Regions from separate parts of the Mus musculus genome. Here regions 1, 2, 3, 4, 5 and 6 are each linked to region 7. The links are chromatin loops, found by intact Hi-C in ENCODE. Cell type or tissue: left cerebral cortex. All regions are shown on one strand. Region 1 overlaps Adgrv1 (adhesion G protein-coupled receptor V1). Region 2 overlaps Adgrv1 (adhesion G protein-coupled receptor V1). Region 3 overlaps Adgrv1 (adhesion G protein-coupled receptor V1). Region 4 overlaps Adgrv1 (adhesion G protein-coupled receptor V1). Region 5 holds the start of Lysmd3 (LysM, putative peptidoglycan-binding, domain containing 3). Region 6 overlaps Adgrv1 (adhesion G protein-coupled receptor V1). Region 7 holds the start of Arrdc3 (arrestin domain containing 3).

What was found. A loop is a pair of places that touch in the nucleus more often than their neighbours do. Peaks named below come from ENCODE experiments on the same cell type or tissue, not always from the same donor. Only the 100,000 strongest peaks of a DNase experiment are listed, where the experiment ranks them.
Region 1: a loop joins it to region 7, with 2.4 times the contacts of the local background. A loop is called at or near these places in 3 of 42 quality-filtered maps.
Region 2: it touches region 7 in a loop (3-fold over the local background); 26 of 42 quality-filtered maps call a loop at or near these places.
Region 3: it touches region 7 in a loop (4-fold over the local background); 3 of 42 quality-filtered maps call a loop at or near these places.
Region 4: it touches region 7 in a loop (5-fold over the local background); 17 of 42 quality-filtered maps call a loop at or near these places.
Region 5: it touches region 7 in a loop (4-fold over the local background); 12 of 42 quality-filtered maps call a loop at or near these places.
Region 6: a loop joins it to region 7, with 6 times the contacts of the local background. A loop is called at or near these places in 29 of 42 quality-filtered maps.

The regions. Positions count from the first base shown.
Region 1 is chr13:81,107,126-81,111,125 of GRCm38, reverse strand. All of the region lies in intron 87 of Adgrv1 (adhesion G protein-coupled receptor V1), which reads left to right. The region is part of intron 2 of Gm32639 (a long non-coding RNA gene); the gene reads right to left. Among named protein-coding and RNA genes, the nearest start is that of Gm32639, 5.4 kb to the right of the region's middle. In left cerebral cortex, no CTCF peak of the experiment used is centred here; a DNase peak (open chromatin) is centred at 2,326.
Region 2 is chr13:81,367,939-81,371,938 of GRCm38, reverse strand. The region is part of intron 83 of Adgrv1 (adhesion G protein-coupled receptor V1); the gene reads left to right. Among named protein-coding and RNA genes, the nearest start is that of Adgrv1, 260 kb to the left of the region's middle. In left cerebral cortex, a CTCF peak has its summit at 2,129 (motif pointing right); a DNase peak (open chromatin) is centred at 2,189.
Region 3 is chr13:81,093,058-81,097,057 of GRCm38, reverse strand. It overlaps Adgrv1 (adhesion G protein-coupled receptor V1), which reads left to right. Exons shown (of 90, transcript NM_054053.4): 90 at 1,557-1,990. The coding sequence ends at 1,675. Among named protein-coding and RNA genes, the nearest start is that of Gm32639, 8.7 kb to the left of the region's middle. In left cerebral cortex, no CTCF peak of the experiment used is centred here; DNase peaks (open chromatin) are centred at 1,715 and 2,326.
Region 4 is chr13:81,313,092-81,317,091 of GRCm38, reverse strand. The region is part of intron 83 of Adgrv1 (adhesion G protein-coupled receptor V1); the gene reads left to right. Among named protein-coding and RNA genes, the nearest start is that of Gm32639, 210 kb to the right of the region's middle. In left cerebral cortex, a CTCF peak has its summit at 2,133 (motif pointing right); a DNase peak (open chromatin) is centred at 2,174.
Region 5 is chr13:81,656,159-81,660,158 of GRCm38, reverse strand. Lysmd3 (LysM, putative peptidoglycan-binding, domain containing 3) reads right to left here and starts at 2,353. Exons shown (of 3, transcript NM_030257.1): 1 at 2,223-2,353. In left cerebral cortex, a CTCF peak has its summit at 2,218; DNase peaks (open chromatin) are centred at 1,355, 2,452 and 3,452; H3K4me3 peaks cover 2,077 bases; H3K27ac peaks cover 1,390 bases.
Region 6 is chr13:81,153,531-81,157,530 of GRCm38, reverse strand. It overlaps Adgrv1 (adhesion G protein-coupled receptor V1), which reads left to right. Exons shown (of 90, transcript NM_054053.4): 87 at 2,255-2,376. Among named protein-coding and RNA genes, the nearest start is that of Gm32639, 52 kb to the right of the region's middle. In left cerebral cortex, a CTCF peak has its summit at 1,983 (motif pointing right); a DNase peak (open chromatin) is centred at 2,003.
Region 7 is chr13:80,879,794-80,883,793 of GRCm38, reverse strand. Arrdc3 (arrestin domain containing 3) reads right to left here and starts at 372. Exons shown (of 8, transcript NM_001042591.1): 1 at 1-372. The coding sequence starts at 144. In left cerebral cortex, CTCF peaks have their summits at 1,879 (motif pointing left) and 2,894; DNase peaks (open chromatin) are centred at 825, 934, 1,902, 2,813 and 1 more place; H3K4me3 peaks cover 1,240 bases; H3K27ac peaks cover 1,653 bases.

The sequences.
Region 1 (4,000 bases), 230 kb before region 7:
TGTTTCCTTTCTCTAGTGTCTATACAGATTAAACTGCAGATCTTATTTAAAGTATAAACTAAGAAGATCCACTTAAAAAACTCAACTTAAGAGAAAGACTTAAAAATTAAGAAATTAAATATAAAATTCCTCTCTCTCTCTCTCTCTCTCTCTCTCTCTCACACACACACACACACACACACAATCTTGTGTTTGTCTTTCCAATTTTGTTATTGACCCACACTCTATCGTCCTTATTGCCAAGTGACCAGTGATTCAAAATGCAGCAGGTCAGATCCCTAGAGCAGTTTCAAACCAGAAAGAAGGGCTCATGGTGACTTCTCTGTTTCTCTTTTTTCACTCCTCTGTTTGCCAAGGGAGGAGTGAAAGCCGTAAGCCTTTGAGGAAAAGTAACCGCAGAAAAGAACAAACCTAGCCCCAGTAGAAAGCAGCAGCTTCCAAGAGACACGCACCAGAGGAGCAGGACCACACCCCAACCCCTGACTTCATGCTCCTTCTGGAAAAACTGGGTCTGTACATGCACATGAGGTGGAAAGCACTAACTTGGAGAAGAATCTTATCAACCCATTACTGAATTGGACCAGCTATAATTATAAACGACTCAAAGTAAGAAACCCAACACATACCACCTCTGTCCTTACCCCTTCTCACACTTGCCTGCTGATAACAGTTTAGAATTGTGGTCTCTGGTTTATTAATTACTTCTTGAGTTCTGTCTTTGAGTCAGAGACTATATTATAAACAAACAAACAAAACGTAACTAAGAGCACTGAGCATTTCCTCTTTCTAAGAACTTGCGATTGAATAGATTTCCTTAAAATACCAAATGCTAGCTGGGCGTGGTGGGGCATGCCTTTAATCCCAGCACTCGGGAGGCAGAGGCAGGCAGATTTCTGAGTTCGAGGCCTGCCTGGTCTACAAAGTGAGTTCGAGGACAGCCAGGGCTATACAGAGAAACCCTGTCTCGAAAAACCAACCAACCAACCAACCAAAAAAACAACAAATGTTTGAGATTAAGAGAACTTAATTCTGATGATGCCACCTTGTCCTGCCCTATCTCTGGAGGCAGGAGAGTTGCAGGGCTCTACATGGAAGCCTGAAGTGTCACTCAGCCAGGATCCTTTATAGCTTGATGAAATTGGAGAAAGATCTCAGAAGAGAGTCCAACACAGCCAAGCCACGTTCCACTTCCTGTCTTAGCCAGTTCTGTCTTGTCACTTCTTGTTAAACATGTGAACTGAAGCTCGGGACTGACAGACATGATGGAGCGAACAGCTGAACTCCCTTTGCTTGCTTCACGCTGAACACACTAGAGACCTGTCTCAGTAGTTAAACCTGCGTTTGCTCCCTACCACCCACAAGGCAACTCAAACCCCTGTGACTCCAGTTCTAAGGGATTCAAGCGCCTCTGTGGGTTTCTGCATGCACTTGATGCAAAGAAAATCATGTAAGGAAATAAATAATAACAAATGAAAACAAATAATAATAAACTAATAATAAATAATTCTTTAAAAAGAGAGTAATGAGCATATGTAATCCTTTAAACTATGGATGATTTCCTTTGTGGCTCACAGAACATTGATTAATAAGTTTTTATTCCTGGGTCAAAAGAAATACAGAATGGATCTTAATTTTATAGTCAATCCAACTGTAAATAAGTTAAAGACTCTTAAAAGCATTTTCATGATTATAGAAGGACCATGAAAATAATCAAAACAGCAACTCATAGACACAATTAGCTTCCCTGTAAACCTGCCATCTGTAAATGACAGGAAGTATAGATAGCTGGTGTTTATGAACCTGATGCTTGGTGGGGGTCAAATATTGTTTTATTTGTGAGCAGTCTGAGAGCAGGAATCATGCTCCTTTATCCATGCATCCCAGGGCCCGGCAGTGTAGACTGTGACCGCAACATTCTACAAACGGAGAATCCAGGTGCTTTGTTGAAATTGCTGCACACAACACTGTAGTGGGACCCTGCACACAGCGTGCAGTACTTGGAAGGGGAACTTGTTTTTCCTCTGAGGTCAGAAACCTCCACAGCTGAATACTTTGGATAATGCAGGCCCCCTTTCTATATTTGCACAGCTTGGCCGAGACCAAGCAAGAGTCAATTTAAGCATAATCTGCATTTAAACATTCTTTCCTTTTTATTTTAACCATGTTTGTGTTTCCTGGAGCACATCTAAAAGTCTCAAAATATTTGCCATGTACTTCTATGCTTTTAAGAACAAAAACAATGCAGTTTTTGAGTGTAGCTATGTTCAGCAGGCAGAACATTTCCTGGCGCATGAAAGGCTCGATATGAAAACAAGCAGGAGAGGCTGCAGAGCTTTAACAGATGGTCTTCAGAGATGGGTTTTAAAGCATGAGGTTTGTTTCCTTATCCAGCTTTTAACCTGACACATCTCAACACTTCCAGTGACCTCGAAATAAATCAGGAACATTGCACAACATTTAAGGCTGACACTTTAATTTTTTTCCTGTTTTGTCTATTGCTGTGGCCAATGTAATTAGGTCACAGTCATGTGAAAAGTTAGTTGTATAAGAAAAAATGTTGGATGAGCATGGGTGTTTTCAGGAAGACTTTGTTTCTATTAATGTGCACACTATCATTTGTACTTGAAACCAATTCACTGGGCCTACATCTTTTGGAATATTAATATGCTCTCCAAAAACAGACAAGCCTGAATCAAAGGGAAATGTGTGTTTCTGCTTGCTCTGATGTGACAAGTACAACAATGAGGAGTTTTGTTTTGTTTTTGTGTGTTTAGCATGCACACCACTGCTTTTTAAATGCTCTTAGTTATAGAGACCAGCTGAAAAGGTGTCACCCTAGTAGAAAGAGAAGAGTCTAGACTCTCACACGCCTCCAAAGACAGCCATGTATAGCATAGCACCTTGTCCTCTCAGGTCCTGTATGTAAAAGCTAATTCTGACTGGGGGGGGGGGGCTGTGGTGATTGCTAAGAAGTGTAGACAGTTCGGGTACAGTTGTACAGCTGGTACAGTTCCAATTGCTTCAATACTCGAGAGATGATGGGAACCATGGGGACAGCACATTTTACAAATGCTGACACTTGTTGATGTTTTCAGAAAAACTTTTACATTAATTCTATTTATTCTTTAATTAGCTGAGTATCTTTATTTTTATCTTTGTGGATTCAAAATTTTAGTGACAAATTCTTATATGCATTCAAATTTTAAACACCAAGAAATATTTAAAAAAAAACACAATTTAAGGTATCTTATTGTCTAAATGAAATTGTCAGAATCACTAGGCTTTGAACAGTAGTCTTACAGTAAGTACAGCACGTGTGGAAAACATGAAGGAAGAAGGGTGTAATGAGCAGAACTCGAACAGAAAGGCAGTGTCCTTCTTTGTGACGGAAGCAGAGTAATTATCAAGAGTTCAAGTATGTTGTGAGGAATTTGAAGGGCTAACGGCTTTTGAAGAATGCACTAGAGAGGTTTGCTGTTCTTGTGCAACATGTATGGAGAAGCTCTGCTTAACTGTTAAGCAATCAGCAGAGTCCCTATGCAGTGAGTTGGTTCCCAGGAAGGTAAGGAGGTGAGATGCACACAGGGTGTCAAGTGACAGCTGTTCAGCTCTTTCCAGACACACACAAGATGAGCAGAATGCCCCATCAGCTAGTTAGACGTTGAGATGGAGGAGTAAAAACAGTCCCTTTTTACAGGACAAGCTGTTTGCTCTCTACATGTATACATCTAGATGTATACAACTCATTCATAAATTTCTGTAATTCGCTTTCATGTGTTAGGAAGGCACAGAGTTGCACATATATTAATTTAAAAATGACTAATGACACTTCCTATGCAACACTGATGAGCATTTAGTGACTTTGAACTGGCAGTGACCTCTTACCTGACTGCCAGCATCCTGTCAGTCACTCCTGGATTTGGGTAAGCCTGGAGCATCCTCAAGGTAGTCAGATAGATTTGCTGGCTTTATGTTTAGCTGAGCTGGCCAGATGACCTTT
Region 2 (4,000 bases), 490 kb before region 7:
TAGATAATTCCTCAGCATGCTAGCAGACAAATTTGCTCATGTCTGGGGATGAGAAAGAAAGACCAGAATCTATATGTTAGAATATTGGCTTCTGGTTCACATTATGCTTAACATGGATTTTAAGAAAAATGATTAGTCAGGTGTGTACATTCCCAGTGTATTTTTAGAGTAGACAAAACAATATGGCATAAAATCATGTAAGGGATGATTTATGGTTAAAAAAATGTTTCAATAGCTTATTTTTACCCAATGTAATGGTTTAGTTATTTCACGTCAGAAGCCATACAGTTGGTAGAGTTTCCATAGGAAATATTCAATCTATTTACCAACTGCCTGGATATTTAAAAATACTAACTTAAAGTGAATGTTCTTCTCACTTGACTAGACAAGAGATTTTTAAAGATATATTTTATTTTTTAGCTCAGAGAGACTAAAGCGGCAAAGTATAGGGTCTGTTTGGGTCTACACCGGATCCTCTGTGTATAAGTTATGGCCGTTAGCTTAGTGTTTTTGTGGGACCCTAAGAGTGGGAGTGAGTGTGTCTCTGACTCTTTGGTCTGCTCCTGGGACTCTTTTCTTTCTATTGGCTTTCCTTGTCTAGCCTTGATAGAGGGCTTTTGACTTGTCTTACTGCTTCTTCTTTTGTCCTGTTTGGCTGTTTGTTGTCTGCAGTTTGGCTGTTGGAGACTTCCTCTTTTCTGAAGGGAAATAGAGTGGGGGATGTAGCTGGGAAGAAGGGAGGTGGGGGAGGCTGGAAGGAGTGAAGGGAGGGAAAAACCGTAGTAAGGGTGTATTGTAGAAGAATTTATTTTCAATTAAAAGATTTAATTTTGTTACTATGTCTGTATGGGGAGTGGGGGATATGCACATGAACTGTATAATGTAGCAGAGAGATGGTGGCATTGCACTCCGAGGACCTGAATTCATAGCTGTGGTGAGTCACCCAGCTTGGGTACTGAGAACCACTCGGCTGCTCTTGCAAGGGCAGCAAATGCCCTTGAATACTGAGCTGCCTCTCCTGCTCCAAAGTGAGGACTTTCCAAAAATGTCAGATTCTCCAAAACGAGAAATGGAAATGTTTACAGGAACACTGGCTTTTATTTACATTGACCAAACTTTAAAGTACTTATAGTATGAGTTGTAGAATTGTGTTATTGGGACCATTACAGTTCCAGACATGGATCTCCTATTTTTGGATCCTGCATCTTTGCTGAGTAGACATTATTAGAGTTTAAATTGCCTGGAGAAATGAAAAAACAAACAAACAAACAAACAAACAAACAAACAAGGGTTTGGGACCGTGGTTCTTTTTAAGGAGTAAAATGTCTCCACTTACCTATAGGGGTGACTTGTGAATATGGGGAAGACAGGCATGCCAAGATCTTTCCTTATCAAGACTTAGTTGATTGTCATGTTTGTGTGTGTGTGTGTGTGCGCGCATGTGCATGCATGCATATGTGTGTACATATGTGTCACAGAGAGATGGCTCTTCTGTAGCACAGGGTGCCCTGGACTTGCTATGTAGCTGAGGATGACCTCAAACTTCTACTCTTTCTGTCTCCATGTACAGCATACTGAGATTAGGGACTTGCGTCATCAGACTGGTTTAGACTATTATTTAGAATTCAGTAAACGTTGGGCTGTTTATCACGCCGCAACATTCAGGAATGTCATTGTACAATGTCTGCTTTTCAGGAATGATCCAGATTGCACACAACTCCTAAAAGACTTCCCCTTAGTCTGAGCCCTGTGCCATTTTAACTTTGAGGATGTTGCTGAAAATTGAGCCCAGGGCCTTGTGCATGCTAGGCAAACACGACCACCTGAGCCGTATCTCATCCCTTCATTTTGAAGGAGTATGGTACAATGTATTTGTAAATCATATTGTCAGGGAAATGTGCCTAAGTTTGCTTGTTCTCTAATTTTAGAAACATATAGAATATTGTATTACTAATTCACTACATATTTTATTATATTTATATTCTGAATAGGAGGTGGATACAAAAGAATTAATAGATGGTTCTTGTATTGAAGTTAGATGGGTAGGGATGTAGTCAGAGGGGAAAATATGATCAATACACATTTTTGGAAAAAAAAAATTTAGAAAAAAAGTGGCATTGACTACAATATACCAGCAGGTGGCAGTATAGGATTTTTCCCCACCCAAAACCAAAGTTAGTCTTGCAGAGTTGGAGTAAGGTTAAAAACTGAAGGATCCTTTCAAAGATTTCTTTGGCCTAGCTACAGAGTGTATAGCATAGCAAAAAAACATTTGTGAGTCTCTAGCTATGTTTTTTTTTTTTGTTCTTGTATTCAAAATTGCAGCGAACAAATTTGCAAATTAACACCCGAAAGCTTGTATCTACCTGTCCTTGGTAGAAATACCTTGTCCCACCCATCAGTTACTTTTAAATGCAGGGGCCATAGACGGTCCACCACGACATTTATGCTAAATAGTAACCTGCCTACTATTAATATAGAAAATTGTGCTTATTGAAATATCACAGACTTTTTGAGAAAAGGTTTATATTTTTAGCAGTATATTTCCCTCAGTGTCAAGTTGTGTTTTTTCTCATTTATCTGCAAGGAAACGCTTAAGCAGCAAGGTGTGAGAGCACTCTCTTCCAATGTGGTGGGAAACATAGCCAACAGCCTTTCATGCTGTTGCCAGATATTCCTGGGGAAAACATCTACTTCTATCTTTGGAACTTTTATCTTAGAGTCACATTGCCCTGTGTGCCCTGAGCGGGCTGGTGGCAGGAGGGACAAAGGGCATCTTTGCCAGGCGGGGTTCTCAATTCCAGAGCTTCTGTCGGGAAAAGCAACTCCCCAAATCTAAAAAAAGAACAGAAAGATAACCATGTTTGCTCAGATTAATAAATCTTGCCAACAGGAAAACACTTGATTTCTGTTTCTTTTTGTCTATGGCTTAACTTCATCTTCTGAAACTGAATAAAGATATCTGTCCAGAGACCCTTCATGTGCATGGCTGTGGCACAAGCTCTGTGAAGCCTCTCTACTGACTCACCATGGTCTATGTGACTAGCTCAGAAGTTGAAACACTTACGTGGTTTTATTTGGTTTTTACCTTATTTTTGTCAGCTAATGGATGTGCATGGATTTTAACTTCATCTTTCTCTTCTTCATGAAGGCGGAAGAGAATTTTATGTTAACTCTTAGGACTATTATCTAGAATTCAGTAAAAGTTGGGCTGTTTATCACGCCGCAACATTCAGGAATGTCTTTGTACAATGTCTGTTTTTCAGGAATGATCCAGATTGCACACAACTCCTAAAAGACTTTCCCTTAGTCTGAGCCCTTGTCATTTTAACTTTAAGTATCTATCATCTTGGAGACTTTCTAAGGATCACTGCATGCAAGACTGAACCCAAAGCCATATATGACTCCAAAACCCTGTCTCCTTCCAGTAGGACAGGACTTAACTTCCCCAAGTATCTTGACCTGTGGCATTGAAACTGTTAAAATAGGAAAGACATGTCTAGGGCCCCAAATGCTATTAACTAAGAACTCTGTCTGCCTGTCTATCTATCAATCATCTATCTATCTAAGTATATACATACATATCTGTGTGTGTATGTATGTGTGTTCACATGTATGTATATATCTCTATCTACCATCTATCTATCTACTATCTATGTGTCTGTCTGTCTGCCTGTCTGTCTGTCTATCAATCATCATCATCATCATCAAGCTGTCTGTTACCTGTCTATTTCAGGTCAATTGAAGCAGAGCAAGATGAAGTGTTATAAATAGAGATAGTTTTCCTTTAGCTAGAACTTCTGGCTACTCATTAATCTGACTGGATCTTGTTCTCTTTACTTTTGCTAATTCAACAACAAAAAAAAGTTTCAAGAGTTTAAATAATAGAATCAAAATTAGATCTTGCTTTGAACTAGCAACTGGAGCAAGGGTTGTCTTTCAGAAGAATATTGTGACTACATGTTGTACAGATAGAAATAGATCAAACACTTCCCAACCT
Region 3 (4,000 bases), 210 kb before region 7:
TGTTCCATCTTTTGTGAAATCTCTAAAAAGGATGTCAGTGAAGACCACTGGATCTGCACCAAGAGGCCCAGTCCCAAGGTGATGAAGGTGGACTCAGCGTGGTTGCAGAATACACATCATAAAGATATACCCATAGTGCACCAAGTATTTTGTATGAGTGTGAGCCAGAACAACAGGAAGGTTGTGATACAGGCCAGGAACTAAAGGCAGCACCTGAACTGATCTCCACAGGAAGAGCACAAATGGCCCTCTGAAGGGCACAGAGGATTACAAGTGCATCCTACAAGAGGTGGTACAACGGGGATAACATCGAGACACAGACAGTAGGAAAAACAGACATGAGAGAAAACAGGAAAAAAAAAAAAAACCTGAAAGAGCCAGGGGCTCTGAGCAGGGATGGGCACTTTATGTGATATAGAAACATAGGAATGAATGAGTCAGAGGGTAGGACAGATAAGATCAGGTGAGGTAGGGCTTAGTTAGAAGGAGTTGACATAGGCTCCTGGTTCTTTCTCCACATAGGTTATTCTGAAGCTAAGACTAACCCATAGCTACCAGCAGAACTACTTTCTCCCCCCTCACAGTGAGGGACTTGGTAACTACTGCAGCCATTGGCTTCTTACTTGACTTTCATTCTGCAAAGCTGAATAGCCATCAGAGGGGGAAGCACTGGGAGCTATTGCCTGGTACCAGCACACTCTATGACCACATCTGTACTCTTCATTTCTCACTGAGTGTGTGTGTGCACATGTGTGTGCCTGTGTCTGTAGAAAAAGAAAATAAACAAGAGTTAATACAGTCCCTGCATACTGAAGAAAAGAACAAGTACTGACCTGATATAGTTTTAAATTATTTTGGCATAGCAACCAATGGATTGGTGGTTATGTTTTCTACCTCATTGATGAAAAAGTCTCTTAGCTTGCCTGGCTTTCTATTTTGGTAAGCCCTTAGTTGAAAAATCACATTCTCTATCATAAATTTTACCTGTCCATCACATGTCAGCAAGGAAAAGAGATAGAGAAAGCCACATGTAGTGGCTCACTCTTGGAATCTCAGAACTCTACCTGAAGCAGTAGGGTTGCCATGAATTTAAGGCCAGCCTGGACTACAAAGTGAGACACTGTCTCAGAACAAAACAAAAACATGAGGAACCAGAAGTTATAGCTCTAGAAATCAATTTCTACATTGAGCATGGTGACATACACTTTTAATCCCAATATTCAGGAAGCAGAGGCAGGCAGAGTTTGAGGCCAGCCTAGTCTACAAATTGAGTCGAGGATAGCCAGAGAAACCTTACCTCGGGGAAAACAAACAAAAATAAAACAAAACATCATCATCAACAACAAAAAAGAAATCAACTTCTACTTTTAAAAGCTACCAAAGTTGTGTGAATTTAAAGTATACCATAATTTTAAGTTATCTGTTGTTTATTCCAAATAAGTAGCCTGGAATTTCACTAATATATAAATAAGATGTTTTGGTTTAATATAACTTGACTATTCAGAATTTATTACACTAATCATTTGAGTTTATGTGTTTATTCTTTTTGATTCCAGGTGCTGGTCTCAGTGTCAGTGACAACGAATCTGGTCAAGGAAGCCAGGAAGGAGGCACCCTGACTGACTCCCAGATTGTAGAACTCAGAAGGATACCAATTGCTGACACCCACCTCTGAGAGTCCCATTTACACTCTCCAGTAGAAAGAGGACAAGTTTCCTCATTGCCTTGGCTTTTGTACTAAACTCTGTAGGCATTTACAGCCATGTAGTAGAGACCTGTACATCGTACTGAGTAACACAGAAGTGATTATTATGTTATGCATTGCTTAGTGTTTGTGCAATTTAAAAAAGACTGCTATAATAAAAGATCCGATCATTCCTGTAATGTACAAGGATATACATTATCCAAAAATATTAGTTGTTTTTTGATCATCCGAACTTGGCTAACATGGTTTAATGAAAATAATCATCAATAAAAGTATTGGAATCCAGGTGGTAGCATCCAGCCTCATTATTTATGAATAAATGTGTGGGGGCAAAAATACAAAGTAGGAATCTAGAAGATGTCAGGCGCCTGTCTCCTCCATGAGTGGTTGTAGGGATTCAACATCCACACTTCTCTCCCTCTAGATGATCTTGAGTCCTGAAAGCTCTCATGTGTGGCCTGGGAATGATTCTGCACCTGAGGGTGGATGGGGCCCTGAGATTGTGATGGTCTTTTTGCAGCAAGATAGATTTCCGCTCTCAACAAATTTAAGGTTCTGAGCACTTTCCAAAGTGAATGTTCTGTCCTCAGTTAAAAATAACTCCACCACACTCGCTCACGAAACTGAGAGGCGGTCCATTGAAACAGTACAGTTTGTTTTGGAGAAAATTTTCTCAGTTTGTGATTTTTAGTCTCTCTTTGTCTTGGAATGAGAGATGAGGAAATCTCTCCCAGAGTAGTGCTGTAGTCAAGATGACTTCGTTTCCTGTGTTTCCAGAAGACGTGCTGGAAGGAGAACAAAGTTGCCCTGAGGAATGCTCTGTGACCTTTTCTTTTAGAGCTCTTACATATTTTTTAAGAAAACTAAGTTTCATCCCAAACAAAAAAATATGATATTATTTAAAAATTTAAGAAACTTTGTTCTCCTCATGATTTCCCTTGAAGCTGCAGTTAAAGCACCACAGTGCTCCATCTAGGTGTCAAATATAGTTAGATGTTATATGAAACCTGCATTGGGTTATTGATAATGGTTGACATTTGTTTTCTTCTCAATGCTCCCCACATCCTTCTTACATTGAACTGTGATAAGCAGATTATTTTTATAAGTAGAAGGAAAAAAGACCACAACAAAATCAAAGTGTATATAAAGCAGAGACACCTTCTCTGGTGGACTAGAGTCCCTTTTAAGAACTTTGGAAAACATGGTGCTAGAACTAAATTTCCCTGGAAGTGACAGATTTATCATCCTTCAGCTGAAGCATTGCCCGGCTCTCTGTCGAATGATAGGATGGATGCAACTGCCAAACATGGTTTAAATCCATAAAAATGGAAGGCAGGGTGCCATAAACTAATGAGCACTAATGTCACTGGACTTCATTGAGCTTGATGTTGGGTAAAGAGGGTGCTACCCGTTTCATGCGCCAGGCATCTCAATGGCAGTGTTTTCTCTCAGATTCCTAAAACTCACACTCTCTCCAAAGGTAATTGTCAGTTACTATTTTTACTTCTTAATGCTTTCAGTATTTGAGAAAATGTGGGTAGGGTATATACGTGTGTGTGTGTGTGTGTGTGTGTGTGTGTGTGTGTGTGTGTGTCTGTGTATATACACATACATCATATATGAAATGATGGAGGTAGTTGGCCTGACGGTGGTGACACACATCTTTAATCCAAGAGTTCAGGAGGCAGAGTCAGGCACATCTCTGAGTTTGAGGCTAGCCTGGTCTACGAAGCATGTTCCGGGACAGCCAGGGCTACACAGAGAAACCCTGTCTGGGAAACCAACACACACACAAACAAAAAAGTGATGGTGGAAGAAACGTTACAAATTATACTATGAATGCCAGCAACGCTGCTGAATTCCGCTCTAATGGATTATATGGTAATTTGATCCTATAAGCACACAAGAAGGGGGGAGGGGGGGAGGAAAGGAGAGAGGGAGGGAAGAGGAAAGGGACGTGGAGAGAAAAGGTGGGCCCATTGTGATATTCTTGATTCTTTTGGATCATTGTCCATGTTTGAATGTGATCCTTTTATATACTAAAAGTACAGAACCAAAGCTTTTAGAAACCAGGTGCCAGGCCAGGCCAGATAAGCCTCATGTGCAGACAGCAGAGACTATTTGCCATTCACAAGGTCTTGACACAGACTGAAATGAGACACCTGTGAGCCAAGCACCTGTTGGAAGGAGCAAATCAAACCAAGAGTGAAAGTGAACATTGTGGGACAGACATCCTGCAAAAGCGCACTCATTGTAGATGTGTGATTTAATGGTACTTGTTCTATTTTATTATTG
Region 4 (4,000 bases), 430 kb before region 7:
CCCGGAAGACCCAGAGTTCAATTCCCAGTACCATCACGGTAGCTTACAACCAACTGTAATGCCAGTTCTGGGGTATAAGGTTTATGGAAATAATCTTTAGGTTATTTGTTCGTCCATATTCTGCTTACAGCAGATGAATTTCTTTCTTTAATATGGCTCATCTGGAAAAGCCACAGTGAAGGAGCACGTGTGCTAACAATGACATTTGGAAGACAGAGATGAGAATTTTTTGGTGAAGCAACATCCTAGTCATGTGCTCCATTTTTTTATTGGGAATGCTGGTGTCAATATTTATTTTGAATGCTAATCTAACCAAATGACCACGTGTCAAGGTCACGTGATGGGTTTACTTTTCTGAATAAAGAACAAAGAGACACAGCGAATGGGAGTTCCAGCTTCATTATTTTTTTCCTAGACTCAGCTCACTAGGCTCCTTCTCCCCCAGTCCTCTGACCTGCATGTGGACACACCCTTCCACTGTGCTTGTGTGTCTATAATGGATTTTCAGGACTGTACCCAAAGTATCATTCTTCTCAGCAAATTTGTGTGTTTGTGGGGCTAAGTGTTTTAGGTTTCCTCAATTATTTAAAAAGAAGCCAAATGCTGCTGTCGTTGGATGGCTGTAAGTTGCATTACCATTGTCAGTCTGCTCTTGTGTGTAACGGGCCACATGTAATGGATATGGGGAGACACTGCAGTTTCACGTCCAGTGTGGAAATTGTTTACCTGGGTTTTAATGAAACCTCTCTCAAAATAAGAGTCTGTTCATAAGCATAGACTACTGCATTCAGTAAACACTTGCAGCACTCTCCTCTGCGTGCTTGCATTAAGCTGGCACTAGGCTGGCACTATGAAGGACCAAACCTGACTTTGAAAACACAGTAAACAGAGAACCTCATTGCAGGTGTCAACTTTAATCCATAATGCATGAAAATGCATTTCAATGCATAATGCTTTGAAAGCTCAAAGAAGGGGCCACTTCCTTTATCCCAGCGGGCAGGGGTGGGTGATCTTGAGCTGAGCACGAAAGGATAATTGTTGGTAGGAAAGAAATATTGCAGAGAACACCCCTTGCTGAACAAATAGCTTAGTAAATGCAGGTTGCTCACACACAGGCTCTCGCATGTATTGGCAAAGTAAAATGGAACATCAGCTTGAGATGCTAAAGAGTAAAGCAAAGCTTGAACAGGTTGGTGTGACAAACAAAACTACGTCATTGTCATTGGTGAGGGGAGGGGACTGAGCTAGAGGAGTGGTGGCACGGAAGGGATGGACCAGCTATGTAAAATGTCAGCACTGAAGAACGGACCTACCTCATTTAGCGGAGGCAGATGCATTCTGTTTCAATAGAATCAACCCTCTCTTCTTAGTTCAAGTCTCTAGCTGATGCACTTCTTCAAAATTCAATACGATTGTTTCAGAATTCTCAAATCATATACAGTCACGAAGAGTAAGGAAGAATCTTTTGGTTACTATGTGATATAAGTAAGTAAAGAACAGATCTGAATAGGCATGCAGTTGTAATTGCCATCTAGGCTCTTAAGAGACATGTTTCCATGGGCTGTCCACCCCTGCTTTACTTAGAGTTCATGATTAAACATATTTCCTAAGCAATTAACCAAAAGAAATCCCAGTGTGGTTATGTACATGCTAGAAAATCCTTTGCTATGCATTGACTGAGAAAAAGAGCAATCAGCTTCATATAAATTGGGGCACTTGAAATCTCAAAAACTGTTTGAAGTCACCAAGGTGACGATAGCTGTCCCAAATGATCAGCTGTGTAAAGCTGAAGTCGCAGGCGGGCATGCTTCAGGCTTTTAAAACTTTGCTCTTTGTTTTGTTTTATTGTTTCATTTTCCTTCCTCATATAGTCATAAATTTTCCACTTGCTAGAAGGGCCTTCTCGGGCATGGCAATGTAGTTCAGCTTATTTTTCCTCCTGGATAAATCTGTGTGTAATTATCTTAGCAGGTGAGAGAATTCAAGGAAGTGGTGACTGGTGAGGAAATGAGTTTTCAAGGCTGAGATTTTTTTTCTTTCATTAGAGGCATGATTTCCCAAACATCCCACTTCATCTTCAGTAAAAGGTACTTTTCCATCTCCCCGAGTCTACATAAATCTGACCACTAGAAGGTACTCTTCACAAAGGCTAGTTCCCACAGCAGCCAGATGGTTCCCAGTAAACCTTGCCGTTTCTTCTCATTTGCAAAAAACATGTAAATTCTTGAGTATGTCTGTTGTGAACAGATGAGAATACTCAGTCACAGTAAAATGTAGTATTACAGAGCAAACAATTTTTGTCAGGGAAAGCCTTCAGATTAAAACCTCTCAGAGACGGATTAGTGTGTCATTTTGTCTGTCTGCCTGCCTGTCTGTCTTACTCTGTGTGTGTGCCTTTGTGTCTGTGTGGCAGGTAGGTGAAGGCATGCATATGTATAGTATTATTTACTTTCTGTTGCTGTAGTGAAACACCACTATCAGAAGCAGCTCAGGAAAGAAAGAGTTTATTTTGGCATACGGCTCCAGAGGGAGAATTCATAGCGTATAGACACAGGCAGCTGAAGATGGATGCCAGGTGGTTACATCTGCAACCAGACACATAAAGCTAAGAGTGCAGACTGGGAGTGGGGCAAGACTATAAACTCTCAACACCTACCTCTGGTGATGTCCTTTTCCTGGTAAGCTACATCTCTAAGTTCTCCATCTAGAGACAATGCATTCAAATGCCCGAGTGTACCGTGTGATTACTCTGTTCAAACCTCTTATTAAACAGATAGTGACTAAGACTGCATTATTTGTAGTGGCCCATGAAAAATCAGTTCATCATTGGTGTCCCACAGTGGTATTTGATCCCAAGTATATGATCCATAAGCAGAATTAATCTACAGTTCTTACTGATACCAGAAATAGTCATACCCTGGATGTTTAAAATGTACTTCCAATTGAAGTTAGCTGTTTTTCTTTTCAAAACATGGCCTTTTAAACTTGTTATGCTGGCATTTGAGATCTGCCCCATCAGTACTGTTCTCTAAGTACTTAACTATTCTTCAAAGCCCATTTGTCATTCCTCTTACAGCAGCAGCAGAATGCACAGAAACTTGTTAGTGGTACTTGTCTCTAGGGTAGGGACAGGCAAGGATGGTCACCAGTGGGGCACAGTCAGTGTTGTGAAAAAGGGTAAAGTTGTGGTGCGAAACTGAGAGATATAGAGACATCGTGTACAGTGATACCAGAGGAAGTCTCTCTGAGAAAGTCTTATTTGAGATCTGAAGGAAATCAGAAAGGAAACCATGCATGTGCTCTGGAAGAAATTTCAGACAAAGAGAAAATGAGGGAAGTCCTGAGGTCTGTTCTTGGACTAGTGAAAGACCAGAGTTTAGAATGTAAGAATTTTAGAATAAAATCAGTGGGCTCCAAAAAGACCTCTCTGAACTTTCTGCCTGACAACAGAGAATGCCAGCAGAACTCCCTACAGAATAGGCCGATTACACTCTTGGTCAGAGAACTATCAGCTTATTGAATGGAACCTACACTGAATGGGGCTGGGGTGGAAGAGGGGACACTGGTTTTAAAAGGTTTATAATTATCCAGACATGAGGAAGTTTAACTTTGCCGAGGCTCTTTGCTGATTGTAGTATGCAGATAGCGAGAATGGTGTATCATCCACTTGTTTTGAGGGCCAAATGGCGAACACGATGGGTGCATTAGCTAAGGTTTTTGTGAAACTGATTCATTCAGTTGCCCAGGTAAATAACAACACCTGTCTTACCCAAGCAAGATTGTGACTTGTGGTGATTTATTATACATGCTAACATGCTAGTCTCCAAGTATCTATTGTCAGGTGTCAGCAATATTACATTCATTACACATTTCTGCATATGTATTTTTTCCTGTGGACCTCAGCTCAAGCCATAAACCTCTGAAGGTTCTCTGAGATCTTTCCTTTAAATTAGATCTTGTGGATTTGGCATTCGAAAGCCCTCACTGTTTCAATTCTCTG
Region 5 (4,000 bases), 780 kb before region 7:
GGGAACTGAGATAACATTTTCTTAATCAATGACAGATATGGAAGAGCCCTCTGTGATGCCACCTCTGGGCTGATGGTCCTGGGTTGTATAAGAAAGCAGGCTGAGCAAGCTATGGAAAGCAAGCCACTAAGCAGCATCCTCCACCACGGTCTCTCAGTGCCTGCCTTGGCTTCCCTCAAGGATGGATGGAGATGTATAAGCCGAAGAAACCCACTGTGGTAGTTTGTATATGCTTGGCCCAGGGAGTAGCACTATTAGAATGTGTGGCCCTGTTGGAGTAGGTGTGTCACTGTGCGCATGGGCTTTAAGAGTCTTATCCTAGCTGCATGGAAGCCAGTATTCTGCTAGCAGCCTTCAGATGAAGATGTAGAACTCTCAGCTCCTCCTGCACCATGCCTGCCTGGATGCTGCCATTTTCCTGCCTTGACTTACTGGACTGAACCTCTGAACCTGTAAGCCAGGCCCAATTAAATGTCCTTATAAGAGTTGCTTTTGGTTATGGTTTTTATCACAGCAACAGAAAGCAAACTAGGTCAATCATAATAAATTCCTCAAAGACAGCAGAACAAATGTTAAACACACAAGTGTGTTTATCTCAGTGAAGATAACATCTTCCAGCAAACTTGGAAAAGCAGTGCGGGGGGTGGGGAGGGGGAGGAGAGAAACCATCAAAAAATTATGCATGGATCCTGGAATGCAAAATGGGTTTAGAAGGATGGATGAAAAGAAACGAAAACTAAAATAAAAAACAAACAGACAAGGGAGGGTGGCAGGAGACAACTAAAACTCAGACAACAAAAAGATGATATTCTCTATGTAAAAACATACCTATTTCATTTCATAAAATCCAGCCCTTAAAATCCAGTTTCTGACCTTGCTTTACAGGGACACTGTATATCTTTAAAAGTTGAAAAGTCTCTATTTAGATAATTTATTAACAGCTATATTAGTAGCTTGCTTCAGCTGCTCCCACAGGGGCTAAACTATTGCCAAAAACCACTCCAAATTTGACAGATCCAAGCTAAATGAGAGCCACGTTTCACATCTCAGTTTAAAGTAAGGAGCACACCTGTTTCTACAAGGACGCTTGCACTCCCTTATCTAGGTCTTTTCTAAAAACAAAATAAAAAGCCCACATCTTAGATGTAGAGGATGTCTGTCAGTTTTGTGGAACCAGTAGCAAGTTGCATACATACATACATGTACTACCTCAGGAAGTATCTGTTTCAGATCCTCAAAAGCATCCATCAAAAGCAGAAAAGATTAGATCTAAAGCAATGCATATGGGTGGTTACGTTGCCTTAGGTATGCTATCCCTCTAAAGCGCTCTCCCTCCCATTCTTAGTACAGCTCTCTGAAATTACTGACTAATACCCAGAAGCCATTTGAAACAATGTGTTCTTCTATCAGTCTTTCCCTCACCATGTCTTAATCAGGAATCAAAAGACTCCCGTCTTCGCGCATCTGTCTCTATTCCTCTAAAATGACAGGAAAGCAAAATAAACAATCTGGACACTACGGTCTGACTGTTCATCTGTAATCCAAGTGCCAAGCTGCACTTTGGCCCAGTAAGGTAATGACATGTCAATCTACTAAAGATTAGAAAGTACACGGAATCAAAGCCATCAGCCTCAATTCTCTTTACCTCTCTGAATTATCTATGGAATCTATGGCTTCAGAAAACTAGAACATGTTGCATACTGCACTGCTGACAAACGTCCTGAAAGTGATCATCAATGGGTATCGTGAGCATGTTTTCATCCACCCGGTCTAGACCGGAAAGCGACCTCTCAAATCCCTAGGTACTACATATTAATTGCTGCATATTAATATTTGGTCTTGACCTTCGGCAGGGAGCAAGAGAAGACTCACAGGGCACAAGCCAGTTCAGCACTTAGGACAGAATCACCCCGATCCTATTCTCCAGGGCCAATTTTAAACCTAAGCAACAACTGCAAACTTCCTCCCTCTTCCATTCCACTCGCTTTTATTTTTATTTTTCCCTTTCCTCCGGACGTCCCCCGCAAAGATTACATCTCTGATTTCTAAGTCGCCGCGTCAGACTGGGACGCTTCGGAGCAGATGCTAAGGGGACAGGCAGAATGGCCCGGAAAGGGCTGCCCAAAACCGGGAGGTAAGAGTCCTTCCCGAACCGGGGACAGCGCCCCACGGTGACCCCCCGATCGACGTCCTGCCCCGCCCCGCCCCACAGCCACCGTCACCTGTCCTCTAGCAGGGGCGCGGCGACACGGTTATGTCCTCCACCACAGCCGCGGCCCCGGAGACGTTCATGACCGACTCTAGGTTCTCCGGTGTCTGGGTCCGCTTCTGCCACCGTCGCCGCCGTCGCCGCCGTCCCCGCCTTCCGCACCGACAGCCGCCGCCACGTCCGCAAACCTGCGGTGCGTCATCGCGTAGAGTAGGCGGAGGTGCGAGGGCGCGGGCGGAGGCGGGGAACCCAGAACCCCGCGGCCAACCGCAGGCCCACGCCAGCACGCAGGCGCGCCGATGCGGCCGGGGCGGGGCCTGATTTCAGCCCCGCCTCTAGCCCCGCCCGTCCGGGGGCCGCCGGGCCGTGTTGGACTCCTGCAGTCTGTGAATCTAAACCCAACGGGTCCTCCTGGCTAAGAAACGTACTGAGCGGAGGGCATGCTTGAGGAAGAGCCAATGGAGAGCCGCTGTGCATTTCTTAATGCTCTGTATCTGGCACTTTCTTCTCGGTGGGGCAGAAGAAAGCAAAAACACTGGGCCGTGCTTTACCATATCGAACGAGCCCTAGAGCAGCAAACAAGACAGGCAGAGTGCCTTGGGTCTGTAGGTCAGCAGAGTGAGCCACCTAGCCAAGCTAAGCTCACAGTGCCCTGGAGCTGCACTTTGATGGGACAAAGTTGTCAACAACTTGTAACTAACCTACTTGGATTTGAAAATTAACAGGACGCCATTGGTGTTGCACTATCTATGGCAGTGAAATAAATACCTCTCTTCTGACTTTTTTTTTTTTTTTTTTTTTTTTTTTTAGAAATTTGCCGAAGTGGTAAATACAGTGTTTGTATTTATGCGAATGATGTATGACATTTTAAAGGTGCACCTGGTGTTTTGTGCTGACGACCGACAATGCACTTGACTAAATGCTTACCCATTTAGGTCAACATTGCCTAAAGACGTACCACACTTTTCTTTACAGTCCGAATACTTAGTAATTATAAAGCCTTTGGAACGCTGTTCCAATTTCCAAAGGGTTTTTTGTTTGATTGTTTGTTTGTTTGTTTGTTTGTTCTGTTGGTTCCTTGGTCGGTTGGTTTTCTGAGAAGTGCCTCTGCAAGGACTGGGATTTTACTTACATTGCAATAAGCGCCTTTTACTTGAAAGGACAAGGCACTGTGCTGAACAATGCTACAAAGAACTCCAGGCAAAGACAACCGGGGAAAAAAAAGTTTGCCCAAGTTATTCTTTGAGCTCTTGCCCCTGTGACACCGCTGTCTGTAACCATTTATCACGGAGACATTTTCTCATCAGGAGACAAAGGATATATTCCGTTCTTGATGTGTAGGGCCTCGGCTGTTCAGGCCTCATGAATGTTAATGGAATGCAACCGTCTTTTTGCAAGTAGGTTACTTTTCTTATTTTAATGTCAATAGGCCATGGAATCCTTGGGAGAGTCTGAGGGAGAACGAATTCCAAGCATTTCTTCAGGACTACTACCTGTTTGCTTTGAAGAAACATCCTACACGAGATCTGCAAAGCTTTTGAATGATTGTTTGTATCTAACTAAAATCGAGTATTTGTTTACCAAAAGGGCACACTATGTGTATATTTTATTATTAGACTATACAAAAGAAGCAGTTAGCCACGAATGTTGGCTGAGTTCCAGAAAGTTGGCCGGTAAGAACAAGTATTTGTCTTTGGAAAAGAGGGTGTTCTCAGCAATCCGAAGGCCAAAAGTAGTAGGTTTTTTTTCAGATCTCATCTGCTATGTTGTCCGTTAAAATTGTTCAGTTGA
Region 6 (4,000 bases), 270 kb before region 7:
CAAATTTTACAGTACTTGTTCTAGTTTCATCCCTGTTCCTATGATAAAATGCCCTAACTAAAGCAACTGCAAGGGAGAAAGAGGTTTTTTGTTTGTTTGTTTGGTTGGTTGGTTTTTGTTTTTTGTTTTTCTCACAGTTAGTTCAAGAGAAAAGAAATCAAGGTGGCTGGAACATATGACAGCTGGTCACCTCACAGCCACATGTATACACTTGTTTGCCTGTGTTCAGTTTGATTTTCCTACTCTTATACAATCCAGGTTCCTTGCCTAGGGAATTGAACCACCAAGAGTGGACTGGGTCTTCTTCACATCAATTAACATTAGCAATCAAGGCAATCCCAGTAGATATGTACACAGGGCAACCCAATATCAATGATCTCTCACTAACAATCTCTTCCCCAGGTGATTCTAAATTGAGTCAAGCTGAAATGTAAAGCTAGCCAGCACAGTACTCTACAAGAAAAACTGCCTGTAATAAATCAAGATGTCAGAGTCAAAGATCTCAACCATTTGGGTTCAAAGGAATACAGAGATGCCAACGATGCAACACTGGCTCTCACTGGACAGAGGAAATTGTTAGAATAACTGAATGGTGTTTGTGAGATCGCTCAGTGTGTAAAAGTGTTTGTCATGCAGGCATGATGGACTGAGTTTGAAACCCAGAACCCACTGTGAAAGGACAAAATCAATTCCTGAAAGTTGTCCTCTGGCTTACACACATGCTGTGGCATGCAGTTGCCCTCACTCAGGCACACAAGCAAAATGCATGCATACATATACACATACATACATACTATATTCAATACATATGTACATACATACATACAAACATACACATACATCCTACATACCATACATATATAATACATACATACATACATACACACAAAAAATTCATTCACACACAAATAATAAATTAAAATTTAAAAATAATAACCAAACGGAACTTGAGGGTGTTTCTGTGTTGCTTTCTTCATTTTTGAAACTGTCTATAAAAGAAAATATCTTTGTAGAAAATACAAAATGTAGTATTTACAGAGTAAAGAAGATGCAGTTGACAACTTCCAGATAAATTTTTAAGACCACAAAGTCCTGTAGCCATACCGACATTACATCTAATGTGCATGTTTGCAGTTGTTTCAGAGCAAAATAAAAAATTTTAATTGCTGAAGTCGTATTTAACTATTCAAATCCCCAGAGTGTGTGAGGATTTTTAAGTGCTGTTCATGGATGATCAGGACTGCCCTGGGGGTTCCTGTGCTAGTCTATCCCCATGCATTTCAATATCATGAAAATATATTTATGTATGGCTGCTTTACGACTTCATTCATTTTCTAAAGTACACGTAGATTGTGGTATCACTATTAAAATCTCTTCTGTAAAGACATCTGAAAACTCTAATAACACTCCCTCACTAAATCAGAGACAAGTGGAAATGACCATGGTCCTGTGACCCAGAATCACTGTTAGAGAAGCTGAAGAGAGAGATAGCTCTGTGGTTGAGAGCACTGCTGCCCTTTCAGGGGACCCGGGTTCAATTCCCAGCATACACCAGTTGACTCACCACTGTCTGTAACTCCAGTTTCAAAGCATCTGACACCCTCTTCTGGCTTCAGCAGGTCATACAAAACATGCAGGCAAACACACATACACAAAAAAATAATAAAAATCAATTTATAGCTCCAGTGGCACAATGGACCCATTGTGCAGGGTACTTAGTATGGAAACCATCAGGACAACTGCACAAGAGCATGATGGGTAGAAAACACGTCCCCTGATGGCAACTGAGTCAGTCACTTCATCTCCACTTGGAACAGTCACAATACATTTTGTTATCTTCTCAAGGAAATAAAAGCTGAGTATCACACAAAGAACTTTAAATGTCATGATTTTAATGCCATGTTGGAGTATGCTTACTGGAGAGCACAGGGCTACCTCAAGAAATTTGGGAATCTTTGTGTTTGTTCCTGTTACTTCCCACACAGTCCAGCAGGTGGTAGCCTAGGCAGGGACAAATGTCTTCCTTCTCCTTCCCCAAGTGGCAAGCAGACCCATTTGAAAACCTGGAACTGTGGCTCTGCACAATGCCTTCCCTCCTCCACACAAGAAAAGGAAGGATTTCAAAGGTTGTTTCCTGGATGGGTATTAGGGTATAGACCATCTTCCCTGAGAAGGAGACCAAACTAATACTGTGTTTACATGTGATTAATCATGCGATATTCTGAACATATTTCCTTGTCTTTGTGATTTTCAGAAATTCCTCTGATTTTATATCTCTTCGCCCTGATTTCTATGACGTGGCTTTGGGGAGGACTGCATATGGCCTACAGACACTTCTGGATGTTGGTTCTCTTTGTCATTTTCAATAGTCTGCAGGTAAGCCAAGCCTTACAGGCAATACACATTTAATGAATGCAAAGCACCAAGTGTCAATGTTCAAAACGTAAGAGTCTACATAAAGTTGAGTTTGTGTGCACAATGGCATACAACATTTTAGAGTAATATGGTAGGAGTTAAATATTTAACATTTGAATGTGGCAGAAATTACAACTTTCTTATCATGTACACATAAAAATGGAAAGTATTTACTAGTTTATTTTCAGCAATATTGAGTAACTGCAAAACTGTGTTTCTTTATGGATAGTTTTTAATCAGACGGTAACGATGGAGAAATAATCCAAATACATGGGGCATGTGTATCTACACATTAGTTCAATTGAACAGTGAATTGATGGTTAAGCAATTTCCTCTTAATGTTTAGATATAAGAAAATTTCAGTGACTAAAAGTTATATTTGACCCCTACTCAAGTCCAATAATGGCAAGTTTAAATTAATTTTAAAAATACGTTTAAGTTTTATAACTGAGGGCTATAGCTATAGCAAAAAAAATGAAAACTGACTTTCAGAGCTTTTGTGAAATGGGAAGATGTTGCATTCTAAAATTATCAAATGAAACAAATGAACACTTTTTTTCTTATTTTCCAACATGAAAAAAAAAAGCCAGACTAAAATAGTTCAATAAAATTACCCAAACTGCTTTTACATAGTCATTATTTGTTCACTGTCTTATAAAATGGATATGTGCATAAATACATATGCTGAGAATCATGCAGCTGAGATATGATTCAGTGGTAGAGCATTTACATAGCACACAGGAGGTCTATGGGTCACTACTTAGTCTTAAAAGCAGAAGAGAAGAGGAGGGGGAGACACTTTCTTTAATCAGAATACAAGGTACATGATGACATTTGATCAAAGTACATTATCTGGTTAGGAAGGGGAAGCCACAAAGTGACCTAAAAGTTTGAATCTAGAGAGTACATGGGCACCTCTGCGTAGGCACAGTGGAAGTACACTGGTACTGTCAATACCTAGAGAAGACCGCCACACCCCTGTAGGACCAATGATTGAAATGAGTAAACCATCAGCTATAAGATATGCCACAGTTGGTGACACTTACACCAAGTATTGTGAAGGCTGAAGGACCATTTCCCTCTGCCTGTACCAGTATGTACTCTAAGTGGAAAGGTAGGACATTAGGCCAACTTTAAATACCTAAGTTCTAGCAGAATTAAGATCAAGGTCCATACTGATAGCTTGCTGTTGTGTGACAAAATTTTCCTGGGGATATGAAACACATCCCAGATAGGGAACCTTGACAGACAAAGGATAGGTACCACCAAAGTCCAATTTGGTGAACCCAATGAGTTTCATTGAGGTCACTTAAAGGATAAAGGTAAGGGGTTATTGACAGGAGCAGAAACAACTCCAAACACAGCTGCATCACCAAGGTCTACTCTAGCATGAGTGACAGATCACAATAGCAGGGATTCTGAAGTACACTGCACAATCTGCAGGTAGCTCAACCAACAGGTAGGAGACTGTTCTCAGGTGCCTCAGCTGCCCTAAACCTCTTTTAAGCAGATCAGCTGGTTTTTGCTTCTTCCTGGAAGCTGGTCTTGTCTGAGAGTCTTCTTAGTAACTGGGCTCTGTTTACAC
Region 7 (4,000 bases):
TTTAAGAGATTTTACTCTGATCTCCCCGGTAACTTCTAAATTTACCCTTCCTGAGACAGTGTCCCCGCTAGAATACACGGGGACATTACTGTCATTAAGACAGTCAAAGCTTATTGTCAAACTCTTTACCTTTCCCAGCACCATGATTATAACAAAATCTATAAAAATATAATGTAAGACCAAAAAAAAAGTCAAGATCGCATATAAGATGTGATCTTCACTTAACACTGATGGGTGTCTTTGCCGTGCAAGAAAAAAAAATCATGCAGGCAGGATCAGTGATTGTCTACAAATAGTTCATTGAGATTTCTTAAAAAGTCAGGGCAGCAGAGAAGCCGCTGCTCCACGCTCCTGCTCGTCTCAGTGGTCTCCTTACAAAGACGGGCGGCTGGAGGCTGCCAGCTCACTTTAAGAGCAGCTTTGTGAAAAACAACCCTAGTGCGCAGGCGCAGGCTGCGACTGCGGCCAGCCTTCCAGCGCGCTCCCTCCCGCGCGGCGCGCGCCCGGCTCTTGCCGCACGCTCCCGGTACAGTAGGTGTGGAGCGGGCGCCGCCGACTTCGGTGCATGGGCCGCTGCGATTGGCAGGCGGGCACCCCGCCACCCCCGCCACCCCCGCCACCCCCGCCACCCCCGCCACCCCCGCCACCCCCGCCGCGGCCGCAGCGCCGGCCCCGCACGCGCTCCCGGAGCTGAGCAGAGGGACCCGGCGGCGCCAGGCCAGGAGTGTGCGCCTGGGCCGCGGACCCGGAGGACGTGCGAGCCGTGGGGGAAGGGGAGAAACCAGTTGGGCAAGCGGTTGGTGGCCCGAGTCTGAGCTAATGAATTTCAAAAGAAACGTAATAAAAAGCAGACAAATATTGTTCATAGAAGAAAGCGTTGTTGACTTGGATAGAAATAACAAAAGCAAGCAGGACTTTGTAGGCTGGGTGGCAATGGACTAAGCCAAGGCCTGAGGAGCCAAAGAACAATGCTCCAGGCAGCTCCCGTCTTCAGCTCCTACAGCATCAAACCCAATCAAGTTGTCTGTGTAGTGTGTAGGCCTGACCACTTCCTCGAAGGGAGAAAAAGTCCTTTTTCAAGACATCACCTTTTGCTCCTTTTGCAGGGAATGACTCGATTACAACTCCTGTATCAGGAATAAGAATAGAGCTCACACCCCTAATTACCACCTCATAAGAGGCGGTTTGAACATAGTCATTTAGCTGACATTGTTTACAACAGACTGAAAAGCCTTAGGAAAGCATATAAGGTGGTTTTTGGTTTTTAAGTATGATTTGTTATATAAGTGAGGCTTAATTTTGTTAAGCCTTACTTTTAATTCAACATGCTAATTGCCGTGCTGCATCTTTAAATACAGGCACATTTCTCCTTTTTTAATGCCTTGAGTAAAATACTCAGTCATAAACATCACCAGGATTTAGGGGGTAATAGATCATTAACAATCAACATAACCTCATAACAGGGCTATGTTATAAAATCCTGTATTATGCCTAACCAAAAAATGTGGGGGGTTGGTTGTCCATAGTTAAACATTAGATTTTTTTTTTGAATGATAAATCTGGATAGGTCGAATCACAACAAACTAAACACATTCATCTTGCTGTTTTCTTTATTTAAAAAAGAAAAAAAATCTACATGTTTAGTTAGATTGAACTTGACACTTGAACTGAAAAAAAAAACCTAAAATATAACTATGTGAAGAATAATTACTGGAAAAGCCAAGAAGAGTTTAGCTTTTTATGCATAAAATTACACATCTGTGTATTTGGTCCGGGGTGGGGGGTAGGGGCAACTTTCTTCTCTTGGTTGACACCTGGTGGATAATCCAGGTAAAGTGTCTAACCCTTGGGCTAAGGGTTGGTAACAAATACTATTGGTGTTTTTCTCCCCCTAGTGGTAACAGCCACGTCTTTGCTAGAATGTCAAGTTTCCTTCAGTATGAGGTGGATTTCAGCATTAGACACCACAGAAGATTGAGCAAGGAGTGGAGTTAAAAGTGGGCACAACGAGAATTTACATTATTTTTTAAATTTTATTTATGTATGTATATCTATGTAAGAGCACGCATTGTGTGTTCTGGAACCTGTTAAGCCAGAAGATCGGTGGCCTCAGACTCCCTGTTACTGGAGTTATAGATGTGAACGTGGCTACGTGGGTGCTGTGAACTGTATCACATTTCTGAAAATTAAGGATCACTATGTAAGAGCCTGAGAATTGCATTTAATGGAAAAGGATCCTAGTATTGTTTGTAGTTTGTAAAGTTTCTAATGGGGAATCAACACCATCCCTGTATTGCTCCCTCTTTTATTTGATGCTCCTAGGATCTTTTGCTTCATTAGATTTACTTTGCTATTAGTCTAATGTGACTTCTCAAAGACTTTAGTAATGGACACATGCTAAACCTTAACCAATAATTTTTACCCATGTTGCATTTATTTCCCTTTGGTCCCCTTTTCCTTTTGAGGTTTTGTTACATAGTATTCCTCAAGTGTGTAAACAAGTATATTTGATTCATTTGGCTTTCCCCTCCTAGTTATTGAAGCCACAAAAGCATGACGAACAAACAAATATGCTGGTACCTCTAAGTACTTGTGTATATTTTCATTTCTAAAAGAAATGTTATGCTTAGGTCAAATTTTGTATGTTATTTCTCTTTGATTTTAATAACTTTGCATTTGCAGACTCAAAATGTCTCCCCTTGAGACAGCTGGGAGTGCTGGGTTGTGGCGTGCTATCTTGGGCTTCTCTGATGTTTCACTGGGACACTATTGTATTTTGATTTAGATTTCAGCTATTCATCTTCACACCAAGGCTCTTTCCTGCTGCAACCCAGCCTACATCTCATATGCTTTGTCCTCCTACTCATCTGCTAAGTCTCTCCTCCTGTCAAGTACATCTTCTGCCCCCTTTGTTGGCTTGGCTTGTTGTTGCCAATATGTAATTTAAAGGCGAGAGTCACCAAGAGGAATCGGCTCCTAGGAAATTCACATTTTACTGACTGAAAGTTTGTACTAGGGGAATGTTGCCCTTCCCGTCACCTAGTAGTCTCTCTTGATAATGAGGTTTCTAAAAGCCAGGCATGGTTGGGGCACCTGTAATCCTAGATTTGGGGGTAGGGGTAGAGGCAGAAGTATCAGGGATTCAAGTCCAGTCTTGGCTATCTGAGATCCTGTTAAAAACAAGACAAACAAACAAACAAACAACAGACAAAAACAGTAGCCACCAATAAGACAGACAAAGAAAATATCAAAAAATAATATAATAAAAACCCAGACGTTACCTGTGGCTGCCACCTTTTCTATGTGCGTTGTGGAGGGTTTCACGCATCCGGTTAGTGTTACCGTTGTTAACTACCCTTACTTACAGTCATTGAACATCCTCAGGAGATGATCTTAATCCACCATCAGCTCACTGTTCATGTTGCTGTTGTTCCTGCTTGGGGAGAATTTCACTTGACTAGTTATGGTTAAAATCAATCAAGAGAGTGTCTCATGGGACACTTGCAGGTGAGGTGACTTAAGTCTAAAAGTTGGTTGAGGGCGTGCTACTCTAGAAGATGTTTTCAAGTGACCTTTTGTTGTGAGACAGCACATTTCATCTATGGCTTGGTAAATTCTCACACATAACTGGCACTTGGATTTATTTTATTATTTTTGTAATATAAACCTTTTGATTTTTGCAGCAACTGTGTCAACCAGCATATTTTACAGGAGAGAAGATGCATCAGAAATTCCTACTCAGGATTAGCCTGACTCCTTATAGTTATGTATGTATTTCACTTGGGAAAATCTGTCAGACTTTCAATGCTTTATCATTTTGGACTTTGAAAGACTTGTGTCAGGCTGTCTTATCTGTGGGACACAAGCTCCTCCCAAAGAAACCCACCAAAGAGTGATTCTTTCTTCTCCAGTAGCCATTAGCTCCCCAGGAAGAGATGGAGACTACAGAGCACCGTTCTAATCTAGGCTAGGATTTTGCTTGGCTTGGTCTTGTGCAGGT